Linked DNA regions of Mus musculus: region 2 is linked to region 1. Evidence: chromatin contacts called from ENCODE POLR2A ChIA-PET data. All regions are on one chromosome and are shown on one strand. The core of a region is the stretch at or near the end of the contact, and the rest is flanking DNA. Distances in the headings are between cores, read along the strand shown. Region 1 holds the start of Stag1 (stromal antigen 1). Region 2 holds the start of Ppp2r3a (protein phosphatase 2, regulatory subunit B'', alpha).

Region 1 (6,026 bases), core at 1,519-4,018:
AAGGGTCAGGACTGTCTACGAGATGGTCACAAAATGTGGCATTATACACCTGTAATCTCTGCTCTCATGAGGCTAGGGCAGGGGATTTTTAAAGTTTGAAACGAGCATGGGCTACAGACGGAAACCCTATCTCAAAAAGGAGAGGGCATAGAGGAAAAGGGAGAAGAGGGAGAGAGAGAAAGAGAGAGGGAAGAAAGAAAAGCCTATTACAATTATTCTGGTGTAAGACAATGGGAAGAGGTGGGGAGGAAAGAGCCAGGGCAACAGTAGCCTTTGGAGAACAAAAGCAGAGATTTGAATGACAATAGGATCAGGCTCAGAGTTTCTTTTGGGAATTAAAATAATTATGTATACATACCAGTTCAATTATGTGTGGCAACAAAATAAAATTTAGACTGTTGTGAACTCAAGTTGTATACACACACACACACACACACACACACACATACACAAATGATGATCCAGCAGAAGTCTCAGGATTGATCCTTAACATGGAAAATGCATAATCCCCAACAACAAAAATAAATGCTGGGCTGGGGTGTAATTCAATTGCTGAATCCATGCTTTGTGAGGTCCTGGTTTCAATCTCCAGAGCGAGGGTAAAAAAAATCTGAAGACATTGTAAGATAAAAGCAACAATGCAATAATACAGATAGCATCGATGTATGTGCAGCTCAATATATACATACAGCCACCCTATGAGAGAACTGCTGCTGTTTACATCTTACAGCCGAGGAAGCAGGCGCTGGGATTTGCCTGAAGTTACATTCCTGTTCAGAACCGTCTAGGTTCACAGGTCACAGTGCAGTCCCCAAACCTGCTAAAATTACAGAGTTATTAAGATATTAGGGTAAGAGAGGAATTATTTTTAAGTGTTGAGCTGGATGGAGCTACCTGAAAAGTAGCTGGAAGTACGGTATCTTCCTTCAGGAACAACTGGGAACCGACAAGTAATTTGGGGACTTTTAAAGAGCAACAACGCAGAAAAGGAGCAGAGAACTCAGGGTTGGACTGTAGGATCTAAAACACAAAAATCAAAACAAAACAAAACCCAGAGCTAGCAACTCAATCAGAAGACTAGGGAACAATGTAGGTACAGATTCAAAGGCAGCTTAAAATGTTTTCAAGGGTGGGTGGGGCCTGGTGAAGGACATGACTGCCCCTGGTCCCCTCATTCTCCTTGGATAAGTCTCATTGTCTCTCTCCAAATCCTTCTGCCTTAGCCTCCCAAGGCTGTGGCTAGAGCACCCACAGTGATTCTCTTCAGACATGTGCCTGGGTAAGGAACATTGTGATAGTACAGCAAGTTGAGGGAGTTAACAGCCTTGATTGTTTTTAAAGATAAATGGAAACTAAAAAAAAAAAACAAAACAAAAAACAAAACAAAACAGAAAGCACCTAGAAGATAAAATACTGAAGCTATTCTAGAAAAAAAAAAGGCAATGGCATTCAGGCAGGGCTGGACTGGGGAGAGAAGGGAATGGGGGATGGTTAAACTAGGTGAGATTTTTTTGAGATCACGACTACAAACATGTTGATAGAATATCAGCTCTTTATCAGAGTCCCACACATTCGATAGATTAAATTACATATGACTATGGCTTGGAGCCCGCACCGTCTTTTAACAAGGCAAGCTAAAAACAGGCTCTGCAGAGAACACAATAGGAAGTCAATCAGAGGCTAGTAAACGAGATACTTTGCTGAAAGGACTGTCACGAATTCATACCAAAGTTCCTCCAGTGATGTGGAACGCACTTTGCAACCTTTGGGATACATTCCAGAGACAATTGAGGTACTAGCTAGCTAGCCAGCCCTCAAGACTATAAACAAGTTTAACGTTTCTAAGGAGATATTGAAAATGCAGCTGCCTCTGCCAATAAAAAAAAATTGAGTCAGCAATGAGGCTGATGACCTACAAGACCAAGAATTCACTTTTGTAGTGCGGAGTTAATAAGCAGGCGGAAGGTTAGGAGAGCCTTGGTCAAGGACAGCTTAGGTAGAGAGCAGCAGGGAAGGAAGGGGTCAAGATCTACGCCTGGCTATTTCCCTTTCGGCTAGGCTCCATTATTCGCACGTCCATTTGAGAACCACAGAAAGCAGTCCTAGGCTGTGGGAGAATCTGATTGCTCGCAGAGTCTATCTTCACCGTGTAGCTTCTCCTTTCTCACTAACTAGCCAATGCTGCCGCCTTATGCAAAGCTTGCACCTCGGCGAGAACCTGCTTTACAGAGGCAGGACGACGCCAATCGGCCTGGAGCGGTCACTGTTTCCTTTTAGCTCCGCGGCAGGCAGGGGGTTCGTCCCAGTGCTCGAAACCTTTTCAACCTCGTTCTGAAAAAGCGCCTCATCAATAATAATAAACCGCGCGTTCAATTCTAGCTTGGAGACTCCCGCTAACCGGGGAGGGAGCAGGGCTCGGGGGCGCGTTGGCACGGCTCACCCCGATAACGGGCGGGTGTGGGCGGCTGGCAGCCTCAGGGCGGGAGCGGAGCGCGGCCCCCGCCGGGGAGGGGCCTCGGCGGAAGAGCCGGGGGCGGACTTCTTCCAGGCTCTTGGAGAAGCTCTAAAAATGGCGGGCGGCAACCCAGCGAGCGGGTCGCGCAGGCGCCGCGGAGTCCGTCCTTCCGCTCGCCTGGGGCGGCCCAGGAGCTGTCCACAGCGCCCTCGTCCAGACGTCTCCGCGGCTCGCCATTGGCCGAGCGGAGCAGGAGCCTCGCAGAGGGGGGCGGTGCAGCCACGCAAAAGGCCACGTTTCCCGCGCCGCTGCTGCGCGTGCGCGCCCCCCGGAGGCGAGCGATGGCGCGCGGCCCCGTCCGAGGGCCCCTGCTCGCGCCTCAGCTCCCTCCCCTTTCCGGGCAGGCCCGTCCTGTCAGCGGAGCAGTGAGCAGCGCGGCCAGCAGAGGGCGGTCGGGACCCGAGTCTGCAGCGGCGCCATTGGCGTGTGGAAAATGCCACCAGATGGCGGGTTAGGATTGCAGCTCCGTTGAAGGCGCGGCCCCCGCTCCCGAACCCCCGGCGACCACCCCGTAACCACCCCCCCACCTCGGGAATAACACACCGGAGACTTTTGGGGGGAAACTAGGTCGACGGCCGACAGCGCCCGGATGGGCAGCTGAGGTGAGCGCGGGCGGCGGCGGCGGCGGCGGGGGGCGGGAAAGGGGGAAATGCGGCGGCGGCGGCGGCAGCGGCGCGGGGGCTGGAAGCGCCGATCCAAGATGGAGGCCGGGCGAGAGCTTGGGAGCGCGAGCGGCGAGCGGCGGGCGGGCGGGCGGGCCGGCGCGGGCCCCGCGCGGGGGAGGGAGGCCGCGCGGGCCTGTGCGCGGCGCGGCGCGGCGGCTGCAGGCGGGCGGCCGAGCGTCCGGGACCCGCTGTGGGCGCGGCGGGCGCTCCGCTTCCCTCCACCCCTCCCCGCGGGCCGCGAAAACGGTGCCCCCGCCCGCCCGGGCTCCGCGGCGGTAGCGCGGAAGCCTTTGTGGCGCGCTCGGGCCCGCCGCCAAGCCCGCCCTCCGCCCCCCCGCCCGGGCTCTCGGGACTCGCCCGCGCCCGGGCCAGCCTAGGCGGGCTGGCGCGAACGCCTTCCGCCGCCCTGCGTTTCTGCGGTGCTTTGGCGGCGGCGGCGTCACATGACAAGGAGCTCGCTTCTGTCGAGGGTCCTGGGGGTCGCTCAGCCCAGACTGCTGTCCCAGGCCCCTGCTTTGCTGGGGTGGGGTAGGGCTGAGGACCTGGGCCGACGGGACGTCGCAGTCCTGGCTTTCCCGCTATCCGCCGTCCGAGCTCCGGGTGAAACGTGTCCAGGCCGGAGCACTGCCCCGCTAGTTTCCCAATCCCCCGGGAGATGAGGCCAATAAAAGTTGTTTTTCCTCTTCCCTGAAGGTGGGGGGCGGGATGAAGAGCTGGGAAACCCGAGTGCTGGGAGCTGGACTTGGAGGGGTCCGAACCGAGTGCTGTTTGTGTGTAGTAGGGACCACAACATTTTCTGGTTTTCGGATTGTCACGTCACCCGCTTCTGTCTACGTTAGGATTGTTACTGATTCTTTCCACATTGCAGACAGTCGTGTCCTGGGAGTGTTAAGCTCTGGGGTGGTTTTGGAGCCCTATAGACCCCAAATAGTGCAGTTTGTGGTAGCGAGTTATTTGCTGTTGAAGTTGGTGTTAACATGAGGGGCATGTTTATTCTCTTCTGGTTGTGCTTAGAGACAGCTATATTTTACATCTAGCAAAAGTAGTGTTTGTGAAAGTACCAAAATCCGCATAAAGTTGTACGATGTGTAACTTAATGGAATTTGTAACTTTACCTTTAGGTTTCCCAGTGGGTTTTTTTTTTTTTTCATATATAGATAGCAAATTCTGATGGTGAAGCTCTTATGGAAATGTACAGAACAGTGGGAGTTCTTGTATGATGGGTGATGGTCTTATAATGTATATAAATCGAGGCTAACAATTAGAAATACTGAAAGAACAAGGAATGATATTTCATTGTTTTTAATTATGGGGAATGTAACACTTTTTTTTTTTACCCGAATAAACTTCTAAGAGAAACCCCACAGGTGTTTTTTTTTTTTTTTTCTTTGCATTTTATAACTGTGCTTTGGAGTTCTGCATATTGTTCTATGCTTGTAATTCTGTTTACTGAGAAGGCAGAGGCAAGGGGAATCATACGTTGAAATTAGCATGGACGTTTTATGAGATACTGCCTTTAAAACAAAACAAATAGAGGTCTAGTATTGTCGTTTCTGAAGAGATTAATACAATCACTGTGTGCTTGTCCCCTCCACAACCAACATGATCTCGTTGTGTAGCCCAGGCTGGCCTTGAAATCACTATGTACACAGTCTAAGGTGGCAGTTCTTTTCTTCAGCTTATGGAGATCTGAGATTATAGGTGGGTGCCAGGCCAGCCAATTACTGAATGGCTCTTTTGTGTTTTGTTTTGTTTTTTTCTTCAGAAAGGATCTTGGTATGTAGTTCAAGATGGCCTTGAATTTATAGCGATTCTTCTGTTTCATACTTTCAAATGCTGGGATTACTGCCACTCTTGGCTTTGAAAGGTTCTTTTAAAAACTCAAGCTGTGTTGCAGGGACGAGTGAGAACCTTGAACTGAACTTTGAGACATCTCCTAGGTTTGAGGTCTTGGTTTTACTTTTTAACTATTTAAATCTTACCTTCCTCATTTCTAAAGTTGAGGTAAGCCAATGGTTCTTTTACACATTGAAAACCTTTTTTAGCTAAAACTTAAAAATTTCTAGTTATAATCTGTTTTCCTTGCTTGATTATAGATGGATAGATATATCTTAATAATCTCAGTGCTATGGGAGACTTATGTGTCTTTGTTAGCTTTTGGCCAAAATCTGTAATTATTATTATATTTATTTATTTTTGACATATGGTCTTAATAGGCAGCAGTTTACAAAATGGCTACTATAGGAATCAGTGTCTCTGACTTCTGTCTCTAATTCCTGTAGATTTTAAGATCTCTTTCAGAAGTTAACCTGATTATGTCAGGCCCACCCAGATAATCTTTTATGTAATTTCAGTTATCTATAGGGACATTAATTACACATACAAAAATACCCTTTTCCCTCTCTGGTCTAATCATAGGAAAGTTATCCTGGAATATTTACATAATCTCTCCCACTCTCAAGGAAAAGGTAGTGTGATCATCATTTATTTACTTCTGATGGCGAGAGAAGCCTCTTCACATTTACCCTGTTAGAATCTGAACATAAGGAAAAGACACAGCGAAGACAGTGACCTTCCCCACCCTTTCTGTTCTCCCTTCCTCTTCCTCTCAGTTTTAATCAGTCTTTTGCACTACTAGGTATGAACCCAGGGTCTGGCATATGTTGTAATAGCTACATTCTCTGGCCCTATTTTCATTTTTGAGTAAGACAGGGTGCTATGTATCCCAGGCTGGCCTTGAACTCCTGATTCTCCTTCCTCTGTCAATCAAATGTTGGGATTATAGCCATGCCACTCTGCCATCTTTAAATTTTATTTTTATTACAATTTTTTTTAATAACTTGTGA
Region 2 (6,026 bases), core at 2,330-4,829, 610 kb after region 1:
GTGCTTTTATGGCACATTTACATGAACGTTTAGCATCCCAACATGATCTATGATTTAAATCCACCCCAAAACTATTCTTATGATGCTTTCTATTTCCTGTAGCAACTCCACTATTCACATTTTGGGCAAGCTAGTGCCCTGGAATTCACCCTAGGAAGTTATTTCTCTACCTCAACATTTGTGCCATTATCTTCTTCTAAATCCTATCAACCATGCCTCCTAAGTGCATCTCATAGATACATGAACTTCTTTCCCACCTCACTGCTATCATCCTGGTCTCAGTTACCTTTTATGTTTTAGCTACCTTGTTCAAATCATTTTTTCCATAGCTGATCTTTCACAAACATATTTGGTCCAACAGCTACATTGCTATCAATTTATTCCATTCACATGTGAACTGGCATATTCACAGTGGTATTTACAATAAATTGGAAACAATTCCATGCCTATCAATAGGGGAATGGATAAATCTATATTGAAGCCATAACATGAAAGGCCATATACATCAAAATGGGTAAATTCCCAAGGGAGTGCCACCATTTGTGTAAACAAGATAACTATCAAAAAAAAAAAAAGTTCAGAATAGTAAACAAAACTATTAGCAATGGTTATCTACTCAGAAGGCATGGGGAAAATGTTGACTGGAATAAAATATGTTGTTGTTGAATACACCTGGAGAAGGGCCTGTTTTAAGAAGTACTGTTTTAAGTTCCTTGTGTGGGCTCTGGTGAGTAGGCTGGACTGAGAAGTCAGTAGCAGACAGCCTCTGCTTACTTCCCTACTTCTATCATTCTGCCTCCCTAATCTTTCAAGTTCCAACCACACTAGCTTCTGGGTTCCTGGGGACTGGGGGGGGGGGCTATTCTTTGTCATCTTAGGGTCCCCTAAGCTTTAATTACCAATCCCATGTTTATCCTTCTGATTCTGTCTCTCATGTTCTTTTCCCAACGGAAGAACACTCCTCAGTTTCTGGACTAGGTCAAGATTAACATTTTAGGTACTCAGGAAACCTGTACTTCTCCTCTCAGAATTTAGCACTGCTGTAATGACATAACTGTGTAATTACATATGTTCACACCAATTACCTCTTTAGATGATAAAAACAGAAGTGCAGAGATCAAATCAGTTGCTTTTACCTTTGTATTCCAAGACATGACCTACCTACCACACAGTTTGCAGAGCAGGCTGTCACACATTAAATAAATGACTTCTCTTGCCCTTAAGCTTAAGAAAGCAGAGTCAATACATAACCAAACAAGGACAATGCAGTGTCCTGGTATTAAAGCAGCCGTTCATTTACGACAATGGCTTTCAACCAGGGATAGCTTGGTCCTTCTCAGGGTATGCCCAGCAACGTCTAGAAACAGCTTTGATTGCCATTATTTATGTGTGTAGTGCTACTAACAGCTAGGATTATAAGTCAGGAGTGTGGCTAACCATCCTCTACCTACGGCACAGGATAGGCTACCATGACGAAGTATTATCTCATCTAAAATGTCAACAGCACCACATAAGAGAGATCCTGACTGAGGATGCTACTATTCAAAAGGGAGGCATCCTCCCCCTTACTTGGCGGGGTTCTGTTGTGGTTATTTTGCTGAGGTGTAAGGCAGAGCTAAGGGGATGTCAAGAAGAGCTTCAGAGACGGAAAACTTGAGTTACTTGTTGAAAGGTGACAGAGCCCTGTTCAACTGGAACTGAAATGTGTGGCTGACAAGTTTAAGTTATTACCTTCAAATAGTCTGTACTGCAGAACTGCCCAACCTTATTCCCTTCCTGCTCAAGCAAAATTTCCTCTCTCGGAGGATACGAGGTTTTAGCAGAACCTTAAGGCCAGATTACCTAGACCAAGATAAAGCCAGATAGTCACTGTGTAAAATGCTAAGCTACTTTTTAATATATGCAAATCATATGTGTGAATGTTAAAGCATTAGCTGCCTACTATTCAGGTTGTTGGTGTTTAAAGCTATCATTGAATCCAACCACATGGGCCTTGGGATAGACTTTTCCAGTGTGTGTGTGTGTGTGTGTGTGTGTGTGTGTGTGTGTATAAACAAAACAAAAATCAAACAAACAAACCCCCAAAGAACCGCAAAACTTTGTATTCCTGACCTGAGCTTTCCAGGCTGTGTAAAAGATCCATTTTTCCCCTCTCACGAGTATCTCATGCCATAAGTTTTGTCAGAAGTGGTGAGACAGCCTTTTGAATGCAATAAACGTGAATAAATTGCATGCAAATCAGGAGCCGTCTACAGATTTTTAAGAACGCTTTCAGTAATCGTCATGGAGACCAGTGAAAGAAACTGAGATAATTTTTAACGATGCCAAGGAAAGCCCTGTGTTTACTACAACACGAGCCTGCTGCCTGCTTAGCTGGACGCCCATGCTCTGACCTAGTATGGCAATTCTTAGGGTCCCTGTGCTTGATGCTCTGTTTACAAGAAACTGAGGCCAGACACTAAGGAAGAACAAAGAAAAATGCCTGGCACCAAAGAGGCGGGGGACGTTTTGTACATAACTGAAGATCCGTGGAGGAACTCTTTTCCAATTTTGAAAGGCACTACAAATCATCCTCTCCGCTTACGTGTTCAAGCATTTATTCTATGTTCTTAAACTATTTTCTACAAAGAAAATACCTTATAATTTACAAACAGCAATTTGTCCTCCCCCCTCTGCATCTGCAGACCATCAAGCGGGATAAAATTTCCCTAGGCTTTATCAGAGTGGGAGGAATGGAAATAATGTGAGCACAACACAGTTCCGATGCAACATCAACTCCAAGCCGGGCCAGCTGGTTTCCATCGAGCGGTCCCCAAGGAGAACGCCCCTCAAGCCTGCAGCCCGGCCGGCGCGACCGTGGGACCGGCTGAGGTGCTCGCAGCTCAGCCACTCGGTCGCCCGATACCTTTGTTTCAGGTGCCCCTGTGCCCAGAGTGGCTGGGATCCCGCCCGCAGCCCCGAACTGGTGACACATCCTTCTTTGGCCAAGTCGGGCCGAGGCCGGGCAGGGGGCGGGGAAGGAAAATAAAGCCTCAGCGCCTAACGACGTGACTCTCAGTTCTTCCAGAACCTTGGCATTTGCTGCCCTGCCAAGCTTTCCTGTTAACGAGTTCCCGGCCCGGGCGTCCCGCGAGGTGGGAGGCGCCGGCCATCCGGCCCCCTGGCCTCCTCCGCGGAGCTCCCGGGCCACCGTTCTCCACGGCCGCCAGCCCCGGGAGTCCTCTGGCGTGGCGTGCCTGCGCTCCACCAGGAGTCCCTTCACCGCGCGCGGCCCCTGCGGCCAGGCCAGACCCCGCCCCCGGCCCCGCCCGCCCCGGTCTCTGTGCGCCGCCCCTCGGCCTCGCCAGCCCGTGGAGGGCCGGGGGCTCCCAAGGAGAACCGGCCTAAGGCCCCGCGTCTGTGCGCCTACCTCAGTGCCCGCTGCTCCTCCTCCCGCGGCTGCCTCGGCTCGCAGGCGACGCGCACACGCCACCCCGGCTTCCCGCAGCGCGGGGTCTGGGCCGCTTACGCCGCGCGTGAGGAGCCGAGGCCTGAGCGCGCCCCGCCCAGCCGCCCAGCAGCTTAGCTGCCCGCCAGCGCCACAGCCCCGCCCACTAGCGCCACAGGCCCGCCCACCAGACACGCCCCCTCGGCCCCGGCCCCGCCCACCTGGCCGTGCTGGGTTCCTCCCACTCTCCTTCCTCCGAAAGGGGGCCCTGAGGGGCACTGCGAGAGCCGTCGCCTCGGCCGCCGCTGTGATTTACTTAGTGTAATGGAGAAGGCTATTCGCACTATTTGGGGACTGAATTTCATGTTAAGAGTATACACTTTATGATGGCCGTCATTATTTTTATTACCCTTCTTACTGTCCTCTTCGATAACTGTCCTGCTCTTCCGGGAGGCTATCCCATCTGACTACAGTCTACACTCTTACTGTGGCCCACACCAGCATGCTCCTATTCGCTCAACCCAAGTTGTGTGAATTTTGAACGAAGAGTTTATTTATTTATTTATTTTAAGCGAATTGTTAACAGAATAAAAATTGTTAAATAAACAAAGCTATGTAAAACAAATGCACAACTTAATGGAGTGTTCTGAAACATTTGCAATTTTGATTTCTTAAGCTTTGACCCTAGCTAAAATAATAAGCGAGGTTTGCTTTTACTAAAAGTGGGAAATAAATGGGCTGACTGGGCTAGGGATGTAACCCCGTTGGTATAGTAAACGAGGATAAAACCACATAAACTGGGAGAGGTAATGTATGTCTGCAAAGCTCTGCAGAGGTGGAGGAGGCTAGATAGAGAACAAGAAGTTCCAAGTGTTTGAACTTTGGTGACATTGCTGCTACTTTGAGGCCAACCTGGGCTACATGAGTACCACAGCTAAACAATAAAAATAATGCAGTTCAATTCTAAATTAAAAAGTCAATCAATCATTATGTAAGCACATAGGTAAAACAAGCAAGCCAGTCAGGGGAAGGAACAGTACGTGACATTTGGTCACGTAGAGGTGAAGAACCAGATGTAGATAAGACTTTAAAGAGCCAGGCATTAGGCAAACTGTGAGAACAGGCTCTGCGTACGTGTTTTATCTCTTCCTTTCTGTCAACATTTCTTAGCAAAACAACAGTTGCTTACAGAGTGCCTTATGTGTACATGTGAAATCATATGTGATGTGTACATACATTTAGGTATAGATGGTGCATACAAAATGTATACAATTTCACATTCTGTAGCTATGTGTAAGGTTGATTATAAGAAATATATTTTTATTTTTAAAAGAAAAATGTATATAAAATTGCCTCAAACAGGCTCTACATCCTGAGTCATTTCACCAAGTTAATCTTTTTAATAGCTAGAATGTGGTCTTCGTTGTCTTGAAAGAAGAAAAACCATCACACACCCAACTTTATACTTTCCTATTTTAAAAGTCCTTCACCATACCGCGTTGAATATCTTCTTTTGTGTCAGAACAATCCTGTGAAGAAGGAAGGGCAAGACACAAAGAAGTGACAAAGGTCACAGAACAGTTTTTGATGGTAAGGACAGGAAGTACACAGAGAATCACAGAACTTCAACACCTTACCCCCTGCCTTTACCTTTGGACTCCTGTGGGGCCTTTGCCCTCCATTTACTTACACAGTCCACTGGAATGAAAAGGACATAATCCCTCCTGGGTGTGGAGGAGCATGCCTGCAATTCTAGAAGATTAGAAGTTCAAGGCTGGCTACGGGTCATAACAAGTCAGCTAGCCTGGGCTGCATGAGAATCTGTCTCAATAAGTAGGAAGTAAATAAATAAAACCCCTGTTCCAGAAAAGGACACAATTTCATGCCTGGAAATTTGATTCAATACAATAGAACCATCCTCTATCTTAGTGAATTACCAACTTATCACAGTTATTGAACTCCAGTCTCTAAGGAAGGTGTTATGGATAGAATGTACAGTCTTTGTGCATAGTCAAGAAATAAAGAAATATTTGAGAATAAATGAGAAATTTGTTATCATAATAGAGGAATAGTCTTGAACAGAGTTCTTTTGTGGTAGGGAGAGAAAATGGTATACATTTTCTCAGGGAAGGGGACATCTGAACAACTTTATGATGAAAAAATATACAGCAAGAATAATGTCAAATATCGTATGGTTTTGTTGCAAACATACAGAGTAAAAAATTCAGAAATAGAAAGAACAAGAAATGTTGTGCACTTTCACTCAAATTTAACAATTATTACTCTTTGGCTAATTTGTTCCATCTGTATGTTTTCTTTGCTTCTCTGGGTTATTTTGAAGAAACTCATATTCAGAGTATTATTTCACCTGTAAATATTTCACTCTGCATCATTAACTGGTAAGACCTACTTTAAAATACAATCACAAAATTACTAAGGAATCTATTTCAATTAATGATTTCTAAAGATGTACAGTTTCTTAATATATGATGTGGTATTCAAACTTTCCACACATGTTTTATAAGAGCTATTTCTACAATGGAAGACTCAGGCAAAGTCCTCCCAATGCATTTGGCTATTCTCCCTCTTTAAAAAAAAA

The links. ChIA-PET counts read pairs that join two places held with the same protein, here RNA polymerase II (POLR2A).
Region 2: POLR2A ChIA-PET joins it to region 1 with 16 read pairs in Patski. The contact joins the promoter of Ppp2r3a here to the promoter of Stag1 in region 1. POLR2A ChIA-PET finds 5 or more read pairs at or near these places in 2 of 5 experiments (Patski and embryonic stem cell).

What each region holds. Positions count from the first base shown.
Region 1 is chr9:100,640,680-100,646,705 of GRCm38, forward strand. Stag1 (stromal antigen 1) reads left to right here and starts at 2,769. Exons shown (of 34, transcript NM_009282.4): 1 at 2,769-3,117.
Region 2 is chr9:101,248,253-101,254,278 of GRCm38, forward strand. It overlaps Ppp2r3a (protein phosphatase 2, regulatory subunit B'', alpha), which reads right to left and starts at 3,580. Exons shown (of 14, transcript NM_001161362.3): 1 at 3,410-3,580.